Regions from separate parts of the Homo sapiens genome. Here region 2 is linked to region 1. The links are chromatin contacts, found by Hi-C or POLR2A ChIA-PET in ENCODE. All regions are on one chromosome and are shown on one strand. The core of a region is the stretch at or near the end of the contact, and the rest is flanking DNA. Distances in the headings are between cores, read along the strand shown.

Region 1 (4,962 bases), core at 1,615-4,114:
GGCAGTGAGTGTCCCTTCCAGGTGAGAGCATTTGAGTCAGCGCTCAGCTCCCCCTGTCCTCCTTCCCTGTCACGGTGACTTTAGAAGTACATGTGGAGACGTTGACATCCTCAGACAGTGGAGCCTCCATCGGTGACAGTCCCTGCTGTCTGTGATGACCACGCCCTCCCTGCAGACCACTGAGGACATGTAGCAAGAGCAAGAAACAATCTTTGTTATTTTGGGGGGTTGCTTGTTTTTTTAATCATATCCTAGTCTATCCTGACAGCCATGCCAATGGGAAAGCAATTATGAAAATATATACTTGTATATGAAGAGACAAATAAATGAAGAAAGATATTAATCAGGAAAAACTACTATCTTTGAAAGACAAGACACAAGATGAGTTATATACTCTCTTATATAAATGCCTTCACTTGCCAAATGCTTCACAGTAAGGATGCATGGCTGTGTTAGGAGGAAACATCAATGTCATTAACAAGAACACCTGGGCCCTGGCCGAGGCCATCCTCGTTCCAGGCTGCATTTTTCTCTCCTTCATCTCAGTCTCCTGGTCCACTTAGCATCTGTCCCGCCCAATTAGCCCTTTATTACAGATCATTTTGTTCTCTAATTGTCTGCCCTGCATAATTTAGCACAGCCATATACTGTCTTATTGCCAAACGTTTAATTTAATGTCTTTTGGCCTCAGTTTCTTCATCTCAAAGCAGAGTAGTGGCTGAAAAGGAGATCTTTAGAAGCCCCTCAGTGCCAACATTCCTTTGGGGCCAGGAAGAATCAAAGCTAGCACTGGCTTGGCACTTACTGTGTGCCAGGCACTGTGCTAAGTACTTTTCATGCATTAGTTCACTTAGTTATTTCAACAACTCCATGAAGGAGGTCCTATTGTTATCCACTCCTCTCGCCTATTTTACAGATGAAGATGCTGAAGTTCAGAAAGGTTTAGAAACTTGTCCATGGCCACACAGCTCAGAAGTGGTGGAGCTAGACCTTGAACCCAGGCAGTCTGCTCCCAGGTCCCTTCTCTTCCTGCTCCGGTGAGTGTCAAGTCTTTACTATGCCCAGACCCTGTGCCAGAGGCTTGATGCAGGAAGATAAGATGGGGTGCTTGCCTGCAAACAGAGTAATAATAACAACAATAATGATGATGATGAAAGTTACAATGCCAGTTAACATGCATTGAGGGCTCTCTTAGGTCCTGGAGTCCCCACAGCATCCTATGAAGCAGAGACTCCCAGTCTCCATGTTACAGATAAGGATGCGAGGAACAGCGAGGAACAGAACAAAACTCTGTTTTGTTCAGAGTCCCACCCCCAAGTATGCCTCGAAAGTGTCGTTTGAGCCCAGGAATCTGCCTCCATCTGATGTACCTTCATGAAGTCCTCACAATAACCCTATGTGCTCAGTATTAGCTTGCCAATTTACAGAGGGAAAAACCAATGGGGCTCACAAAGGTTAAGCCACTTGCCCAAGACACACATTGAGTGAGTGCTGGAGGCTGAACCTGAACCTGAGTCTGTGGGCTCCGGGGCCCATTTTCTTCCCACTGCTCCAGTGGCGAGAAGCCTAGAGGGGCCACCTGAATGCTCTCGGGGCAGAGAAATCACCAGCTGTGACACATCAGGATAGCAACAATAACAGAATCCTCGCTGAGCTTGTTACCGGTGTTGCTACACTTAATCCACCCCACAAGGTAGATGCTATTATTATCTTCAACTCACACTGAGGAGACTGAGCTCAGAGAGGTTAAGTAACCTTCCTGAAGTCTCAGCAGGGAAGTGGAAGAGACCAGGGTTAGCCAAAGCCTGTGATCTAACCATTAGGTCACACTATGCCTGGGACTCAGGGATCATTAACGAAGACTGGGCCTCCTCCACTGGGGTTTGGAATCAGAATCTAAAATCTTGAGGAGAGGCCTGCAAAGATAAAAGGTCTGATGCTGTCCTGAGAGCAGAGAAGAGAGAGAACATGAAAGCTCTGGGTAGGAAATGGAGGGAAAGCCAGGAACCCAAACAGCCTGGGTGGGCTCCCTGCAGGGCCCAGGTGGCACAGGCCAGCACTGCTTGAGAGAGGCTGCATCCTCTGCCTGTGGGAGTGAAACCACCTTTGCAAAATTAAGACTGAGACAGTGAACGAGTTCTCACTTAATCGACTCCATCTTGCTTCTAACCTCCAAGCTGTCCTTGTTCATTCCCAGGCGTAGGCAGAACTAACTTTGGGAGAAACTTAGTTTATAGTTTATAGTTTAAAACAAAGACAATAACAGCCCTTTCCCATGGAGACCCCCTTCTTGCCTGGGGACTAGATTGCCTGTGTAGGACTAACCTTAGCCACAAGATTAGAAATTATGGTTTAGGAGTCATGCAGCTGGAAGCTACAAGATTCTGACCTTCCCTAAACTGCTCCTAAGATCAGTGCTTGAGATATTTTGCAGACCCTGCACTTGATGGATCAGCTGGCACCACCCAGATCAATAAACTGGCTCATCTGAACTTGTGGCCCCCGCCCAGGAACTGACTCAGTGCAGAAGGACAGCTTCCCCTCCCTGTGATTTCACCCCTGACCAATCAGCACTCCTGGCTCACTGGCTTCCTTCCACCCACCAAGTTATCCTTAAAAACTCCAAATGCTCAGGGGAGACTGATTTGAGTAATAACAAAACTCTGGTCTCCTGCACAGCTGGCTCTGGTTGAATTACTCTTTCTCTATTGCAATTCCCCTGCCTTGATGAATCGGCTCTGTCTATGCAGTGGGCAAGGTAAACTCCTTGGGTGTTTACAGGAGCCTGGGATGAGTCACTGCATAACTGTGGCAAGTGCTGTCCACCAAGTGGACACCTGTCAGGCACAGCCAGGGTGACCGACGGCCTACTCATTGGGCAAGGCTCTGACTCACCATCAGTACTAAATCCAGCAAAAGTTGATGACCCAGCATAGTCATTCTAATTGCCATGGTCATGACTAAGAATATTGTGTGACGGCAACAAATTCAGAAAGTCTGAAGTGGGCCCCAGAGTGGACCATGGATGGTTTACTGGACATGATTTAAAGGATAGCATTGGGGAAGTACCTGGAAGCCTCGGGGAGACTGAGGTTGGGGGAACTCAATGTCTACACCAGCAGTGGGTGAGAGTGTGCACTTCACAGGGTCACAGAAGGCTGCATTCACCAAGGGGGACTCAGAGGATGTTGAAACAAATTTGAATAACAAAATGTTATAATATTCAAAGATTCAAAATACAGGATATAAAGATACTAAAATAGCCAAAATCAAAGTGAGTTTCACAAAACAAGAATACAATTGGATGTTAGAATGGGACGATGTTGGACACTTAGAACATTTGCATCACAGACTCTTGAAAATAGGCTATGAACATCTTGCGCTCAGAGAAACCCAGGCAGTGTGAGGCCAGGGGGACTGAGGGGCTTGAGAAGAGACCAGGATCCAGGCCTGCCTGTCCTTCTGCCCTTCCATCCACCTAACTATCCATCTTACTTGGCCTGGAAAGACGACTCCAAGATCATCCAGACCAGGAGTCTGGTACAGAGGCTCTGGGAGCTGAAGAAGGAAGCATCAGAGCAAGAAGTGAACCAGGCCAATCTGGGTCCACTTACACTGCCTCCATGTCTCTCTGTTACTGCAATAGCCCCGTCGGCACCCTGACCACTGTGCAACATCATCGTGTATCTAACCCTGTCTCCCTGATGAAGCTGAGAAAACAGGGACCCTCCCTCCTTGCTTCTCTTTCCTTCCCTGGCCCTCAGCATGGGGCCCACATGTGACCAAGAGGCATAGATGTAAGTGGTTGGAAGGACATCCTCTCTGGGCAGATCAGTTCCCCTGCCAAGCCTTTGCACATATTGTCCCCAGGTGCCAGTGAGGCCCCACTCTCACTGCCTTCAGTCCTGCTCAACATCACCTGCTCAGCCAAGTTTTCTGTGATCCCCTTCAGGAGCTAATCCCCATCCATCATTTTCTCCTCCAGCCTATGTTGGGTTTCCTCACATGTTCATCACCATCCCCTGTAACTGCAGAATCAGCTCAAAGTGATTAACAATTGCTTAAGTTGTTACAGGTGTCACAGAGCTAAAATTGCCTGGGCATGCATAATGGGAAAAAGCTTTACCCTAATTGTTACCACCACCAGCCTGGCATCACCTGGGACTAGTTAAAAATGCCATCAAACTTGACCCACCCACCAGACCAGGGAGACAGGTTTGAGTGTCACTGCCTATCTCCTTGACAGTTGACATGCAATATTTTTTTCTTTTCTCAAAAGCTAGTGCCATAGTATTGGCTTCTGTGTGTGTCATGTAGTGAGCCAATTGTTCAATAACAATATTGGCGACCCAGATGGGACAAAACCTACCCAAAGCACTGTACCCTCTCGATGGGGTGCAGGCCCTCTTCACCAACCCTCAGTAGCTGTGTAGGCATTTGTCTAGAGGCTTGGCTGTGAGGTCCTTTCTTCTCTGTCATGGCACTCCAGGGTCCTTGGTGCTACTTTCACTTTTGAGAAAAGAAACAGCTTTTGGATCAGACATCTTTTGGGTAAGCAGCCTTGTTAATATGAGCTTATGTTTTACGTTGATTTGTTCTCATCATAAAGATTGTGGGCCACAGTCCCATCCTTTTGGTCCAGGATTGTGGATTAGAGTCCCACCCTTGTCAGGTTGTGGGTTAGAGTCCCACCCCAGGAAGATCTTGGTCAGGTTAGAGTCCTGGCTTTGGGTTAGAGATCCAAAGAATAAAGGCAATTCTAAAGCTCTATCCACTAAGGCACTCAGTTTGGTTTGGTTGTATTTTTGGCATAAGACTGTGCAGCTTTGGAGGTGGCTGAAATGGTTGTTGCTGCAGGGAGCTGCTTCCATATATTTAAATTGTTAGGGCCTAAAAGCTGAAAGTGCTTTGTTGGCCCTGTTCCCTGTTGGGATCTGCCCTGAGCAGCTCTGCCCTGAGCGG
Region 2 (4,962 bases), core at 1,495-3,994, 120 kb before region 1:
GCCCCAAGCCCTTTATAACTGGCATTAATCCATTCATGAAGCAGAAAGCCTCATGCCCAACTGAACTCTTAAAAGCCCCACCTCTCAGCACGGCCACACTGGGAATGATGTTTCCTACATGTGAGCTTTGGGGGACACATTTAAACCCCAGCAGTTCTGTAATGCAGTTAAGTTGCCTGAAAACAGTGGGATCCTTTTGGGTCTTGCTTTTAAGGTTTTTTTAAGGTGAGACCAGGGCACCTCTCAGTCTAGAATTCCTTTTTCCCCAGGTGGAGGCAAGACCCTCCTGCGTACTCTCCAGCATTCTCGCTCTCTCTCTATGCGGCTCTCTCCGCTCTGGCACTGCGTGTGCAAGATCCAGCCACCCTGATCTTCTGCAATCTCAGCTCCATCTCCTCAGCTCCAGGACCTCCCTGGGTTCCGCTGGGTCCTTCTTCCCCACCTCACGACCTGGAAGTGCTCTCAGGGCCGTAAGCCAGGGAAGTTGCAAGCCTCCTTTCACTTGCTTCTCATCTCTCCTTCATTGCCTCATGCCCAGTGTCTTGGAAACCACTGTTTTCACCGATTTTGTCTGTTTTTCATCACCTCGGGAGGAAGCGTGAATCCAATCCCTGTCACTCCATCCTGACTGGAAGAGGAAATCTCTGCAGCTGGGGTTGAAAACCACGGAGCTACACCAACGACTTCACTGTTCAAATGGGGAAACTGAGGCTTGCACAAGATCACACAGCAGACCTTCATCACCCCATCTGTGGGATTCTCATCAGAGCCCCACGGTGATTTCTTGAGTTGACAATCACCAGAGAGCATGGAGGAAACAGAAATTGCCCTCAGCACACTTCTGTGCCAACCCAGAGTGAGGGCTAGGATGGAGCCTGTCTCCCTCGGTAGCTCGCAGTCCTGTGCATCTTCCTCCCCTCTTCCTCTGGCCTCAGCAAAGCCCAGCCCGAGGGGGTCACCTGGCACCTCGACTGCAGATGGCGTCTCCAGCCTCCCAGCCGTGTCTGGGGACTGTGCCCAGGAAATAATTGTCAATTGTAAAGGAGAAGGGAGAATTAAGAGCTGGAGTGAGGAATGGTGCTGCAGACAGGGATGCTGCAGGAAAACGCCAAGCCAGCTTCCCCCGGAGGAAGCCCAATTCCAGCCCATCATTAGGTTCTCCCAGCTTTCACATTTAAAAATCTAGATCTAAACCAGATACAGAAAACTGATTTCCTTCCTCACTTTCCTTCTCCTCCCCTTGCCTTTTCCGTCCAGGTGCCTGGTGGATGTGTCTGGGTCTTTAGCAGCCCTCAGATGAGGGGAAAGCAAGAACTTCTCAAACTACCGCTAGAAAATGACGATGCGGGAGAGGCATCCATCCCACCCACTGGGGCAAAGTGTGGCCATAAGCTGTCAAGGGGGAGGGAGATGGGAGAACACCAAAGCCTGGCTCTTGCTGGCTGGGCCCAGGGCCCTCAGAGCTCCCCATCCATCCCTCAAGCCCGCTCCTCCCTGGGGTTTCCTATCCCAGAAACGTCCTGCCATCCCCACCAGGGTCCCAGACTGGGAAGCCAAGAGATACCTCCTCTCCTTTATCTCTCCCCCACAGTAAAAGTTAGTCCTGCCCTGTTCCTTCACCAAATGTACCAAGTGCCCACTGAATGCCCACCCTTCTCCAGGGACACAGCGATGACGGAAGCAGACCCATCCCTGTCCCCGTGGAGCTCAGCTCCAGCAGGAGAGACAGGACAGGGAAGCTCCAGGTGATGAGGCGCAGCTGTGCCAAGGGTGCCACCTGGTGTCGTGGGAGCTGTAACGCCGGAGGGGGGAGGGGAGGCCCCAGCAGGAGGGCTGGGAGGGCAAAGGCCCCGGGTGGGCACAGCTGGGGATGGGTGGGGTCTTTGCATTGTTAGGCCCCAGCTTCCCAGCTCTGAGCAACAGAGTCTCTGGCATTACAGCTGCCCCCTGCCCTAGCTTCACAGTAGGTCCAGGGCCTCTCCAGTGGACTCACACCTGACTGGACTCTGTGACCCCATTTCTACCTCTAAAATAGTTAATTCGTTGCTCCAGGATGGCCCCACTCACCAGTGGGGATGGCCCTCCCCACAATGGGGACCGGCCCCGCCCATACAAGGCTGTTCTCTGATGGCCTCCTTCCCTTGGCCCACCCTCTCCTACGGCCCAACATCCTCCTGAGAGCCCAGCCTGCCCCCTACTTTGGCCATTGAAGGGCTCTTGAGGACCCCCGGAGACCAGCTCGTTGGTGACATTGTGTGCAAGAGCAGCACGGCTGGTCCTCCAGTGAGAGGCTGCAGGCATCTCTCCAGACCTCTTTGAGAACAAAGATCTCAACTTCTACGTCTCAACCAGGAACCAAGGTGGAAGGGTTTCCTACCCCTTCCCCAGCAGAAAACGGCTTTTGCTCCAGCCCCTCCCCCAGAGACAACAGATCTTTGTCTGAGCCTCCAGGGTAGAAGGTTTTTCCTGCCCCAGGGAAGTGGTTTGAGGCTTTTGCTTCCGATAAGAGAAGGGTCTGGGAAGTGGGAGGGTTTTCATGTCCCTGTGCCCTTGAGAGGTGGCTGACTCAGATCCCTGTCCTGTCCCGTCTTTGTCCTGAGCTTTACCGGAAGCAGCTGATGAAGGAACGTGAACTCCTTTTAAGTGTGGGGGCTCCTGGGATGGCTCAGCTGTAAAGCCTTTGCACACTCAGCCTTTAAGAATTCATTGCAGTGTTAGCTGTCTGTTATGGCAGCCCACTCTCCCTCCAGGGTTCTGCCAGAGGTGCAGGAGTGGGTGGTTCTGTCTTTCTCAGAAGATCTTGTCATCCTTTAGGTTTCAGTTCAGTTGGCTGCCTTGCGACTCCAGCTCTCTGAAGGGCTCAAGAAAAGTTATGACTCTGTAGATTATCTGGCCTTTTTTCTCATTTTGTCTCATGTGTCTTTTCATATCCTAAGTAGAAACAGAAATTCATGCGAGAACCAAAAAAGTAAACAGAATGTTAGGAAGCTTAAGCAAATGTTGGAGGCAGCATAATGATGTGGCAGCTTCTTCCTGTAGAAAGGTCACTTTTTCATTTCAGAATTCAATAAATATTTGTTGAGCACGTATTATATGCCAGTCACTGTTCCAGACATTGGATGCATTGGAGGCAGAGAGACCAAGTGGGAGGCTGTTGGAGTAGATTGATAAACAAAGGCCCAGAGAGGGAGATAGAATATACCCAGGTCACACAGTGAGAGAGCACAGAGTTGGGATGGGAACCCAGCTTCTTTGACTCCATGCCCAGGGCTGCCCTGCCTTTCATCATGAGGTTTGCTGGAAGCCTCTGAAGATAATCTAATTATCACCCTGCTGGGAAACAAGAGCCATGGGCCAGAGCTCTGTGCCTCCAAAAGACGATGAAATTCAATTTGGGGCCTGAGAAATTCATGAAGACTAAATAAAAAGGGAACAATTGAGCTGGTAAATGTGTGGTGAGACAGGCATTCTCATGCAGTGCTGGAAACCTTTTTGGAAGACAACTAAGTAGGAACGCTCTTGAGCCTCAGCAATGTCAGTGCTCTGATGCACTGATTCCACCTCCAGGAATTTGTCCTAGAGATGCTTATTGCAGCCTGATAATAACAGTGAAAAGCTGGAAACTGTAATGCCCTGTCTATCCAACCAGAAAGAATGAAAAAGTCAATTATGAAGCATCTCAATGAGGGACCATTATGAAGCTATTAACATCCCGTTTTTGAGGAACTTTTTAATGATGTGAGAAAATGCTCACAACAGAATGGTAAGCAAAAAAAAAAAAAAAAAAAAAGAGAGAGACAGGTGAATACAGTAAGATCTCAATGACAAAATATATCGTATATAAACATCTACAATACATGCCTATAGAAAAGCTAGATAATCCTACTGACAACAGCAATAAGGAGACAGAAAAGCTGTTGGTTGAGCCCTGGCTTTGTGTCAACTATTGTGCAAAGGGCTTGCCACGCATTCGTTAGTTCTTTTAATGCTAAATGGACATACATGGAAGAAAAGGAGGCACAGAGAAGTTCATTGACAAGTCCAATGTCACAAAGCTGAGTCCAAGCTAAGATTTGAACTCAGGTCTGGAAGACTCCTCTCTCTACTGTGAACCTTTAAGGCTGAGGAGAGGGGCAGGCAGGGTCTTGGACTGACCCACTGCCCCCAGCCCCTGGAGAATTCATTCACTATCTCTTGGGAGCCTACTGAGACTCTCTCAATTGTCCTGACTAACTGAGGTCCAGATCCCCCTGACCCCCATCTCCCACCCCCAAGCTGGTCCATGCCTTTCCTCTCCATTGGGCTACATCTCCCTCCACCCCAACACACACATAATCCTCTGCATTAATCACATATTTCCCCGGTGGACCATGCTGACAGCTGGGAGGTGCATGGAGATGGACAGCCCCGTGACTGTCTCACAACCTGGGAGGTGCGTGGAGATGGATGGCCCCGTGACTGTCTCACAACCTGGGAGGTGCGTGGAGATGGACGGCCCCGTGACTGTCTCAGAACCTGGAAGATGCGTGGAGATGGACAACTCTGTGACTGTCTCACGGCCTGGGAGGTGCATGGAGCTGGACGGCCCTGTGACTGTCTGATGGCCCAAGCCCTGCTCATTAGTGCAGCTTACACATCCATCACCTTCAGCGAAAGACAAACACCAGCGCAGGAGGATCCGGGAACTATCACTCAAGGGGTCCTTAAATAGAGGGGGTAAAGAGAAACTAGCTTCTTCCCTGATTTTTTGATAAATTTTTCTTTAATGCATCAGTCTCTAGTGTCCCTGCCCAGCCTGGGCTGCCTGAGCCACTCCTCACCTAGCCTGGGGCAATCAGGAAATACACCGCCTGTCTGCTCACTCGCACGTGGAGAGCAATCTCATGAGGCCCCCTGGATTTTATCCTCCCCTCCCTGAATGTGCAGATATCTCATCCACCTCTTGTTTTGATGGATCTAGAT

The links. Hi-C counts contacts between places; a loop is a spot of excess contacts on that map. ChIA-PET counts read pairs that join two places held with the same protein, here RNA polymerase II (POLR2A).
Region 2: a loop to region 1 is called in a map of mammary epithelial cell, with 2.6 times the contacts of the local background. The contact joins two enhancer-like sites. A Hi-C loop is called at or near these places in 3 of 168 maps with a recorded cell type or tissue (PC-3, PC-9 and mammary epithelial cell). POLR2A ChIA-PET finds 5 or more read pairs at or near these places in 1 of 52 experiments (K562).

Annotation. Positions count from the first base shown.
Region 1 is chr1:29,568,058-29,573,019 of GRCh38, reverse strand. No RefSeq gene overlaps it. Among named protein-coding and RNA genes, the nearest start is that of LINC01756, 220 kb to the right of the region's middle. RefSeq lists an enhancer at 1,985-3,184. Within about 2 kb of position 2,864, at least 3 of the 41 ENCODE cell types and tissues checked have a DNase peak (open chromatin) inside an H3K27ac peak, as active enhancers do; they include PC-3, where a contact is called at or near this core.
Region 2 is chr1:29,686,358-29,691,319 of GRCh38, reverse strand. LOC107984934 (a long non-coding RNA gene) reads right to left here. Exons shown (of 3, transcript XR_001737958.2): 3 at 2,023-4,962. Among named protein-coding and RNA genes, the nearest start is that of LINC01756, 340 kb to the right of the region's middle. RefSeq lists an enhancer at 1,471-1,970. Within about 2 kb of position 2,744, at least 3 of the 41 ENCODE cell types and tissues checked have a DNase peak (open chromatin) inside an H3K27ac peak, as active enhancers do; they include PC-3, where a contact is called at or near this core.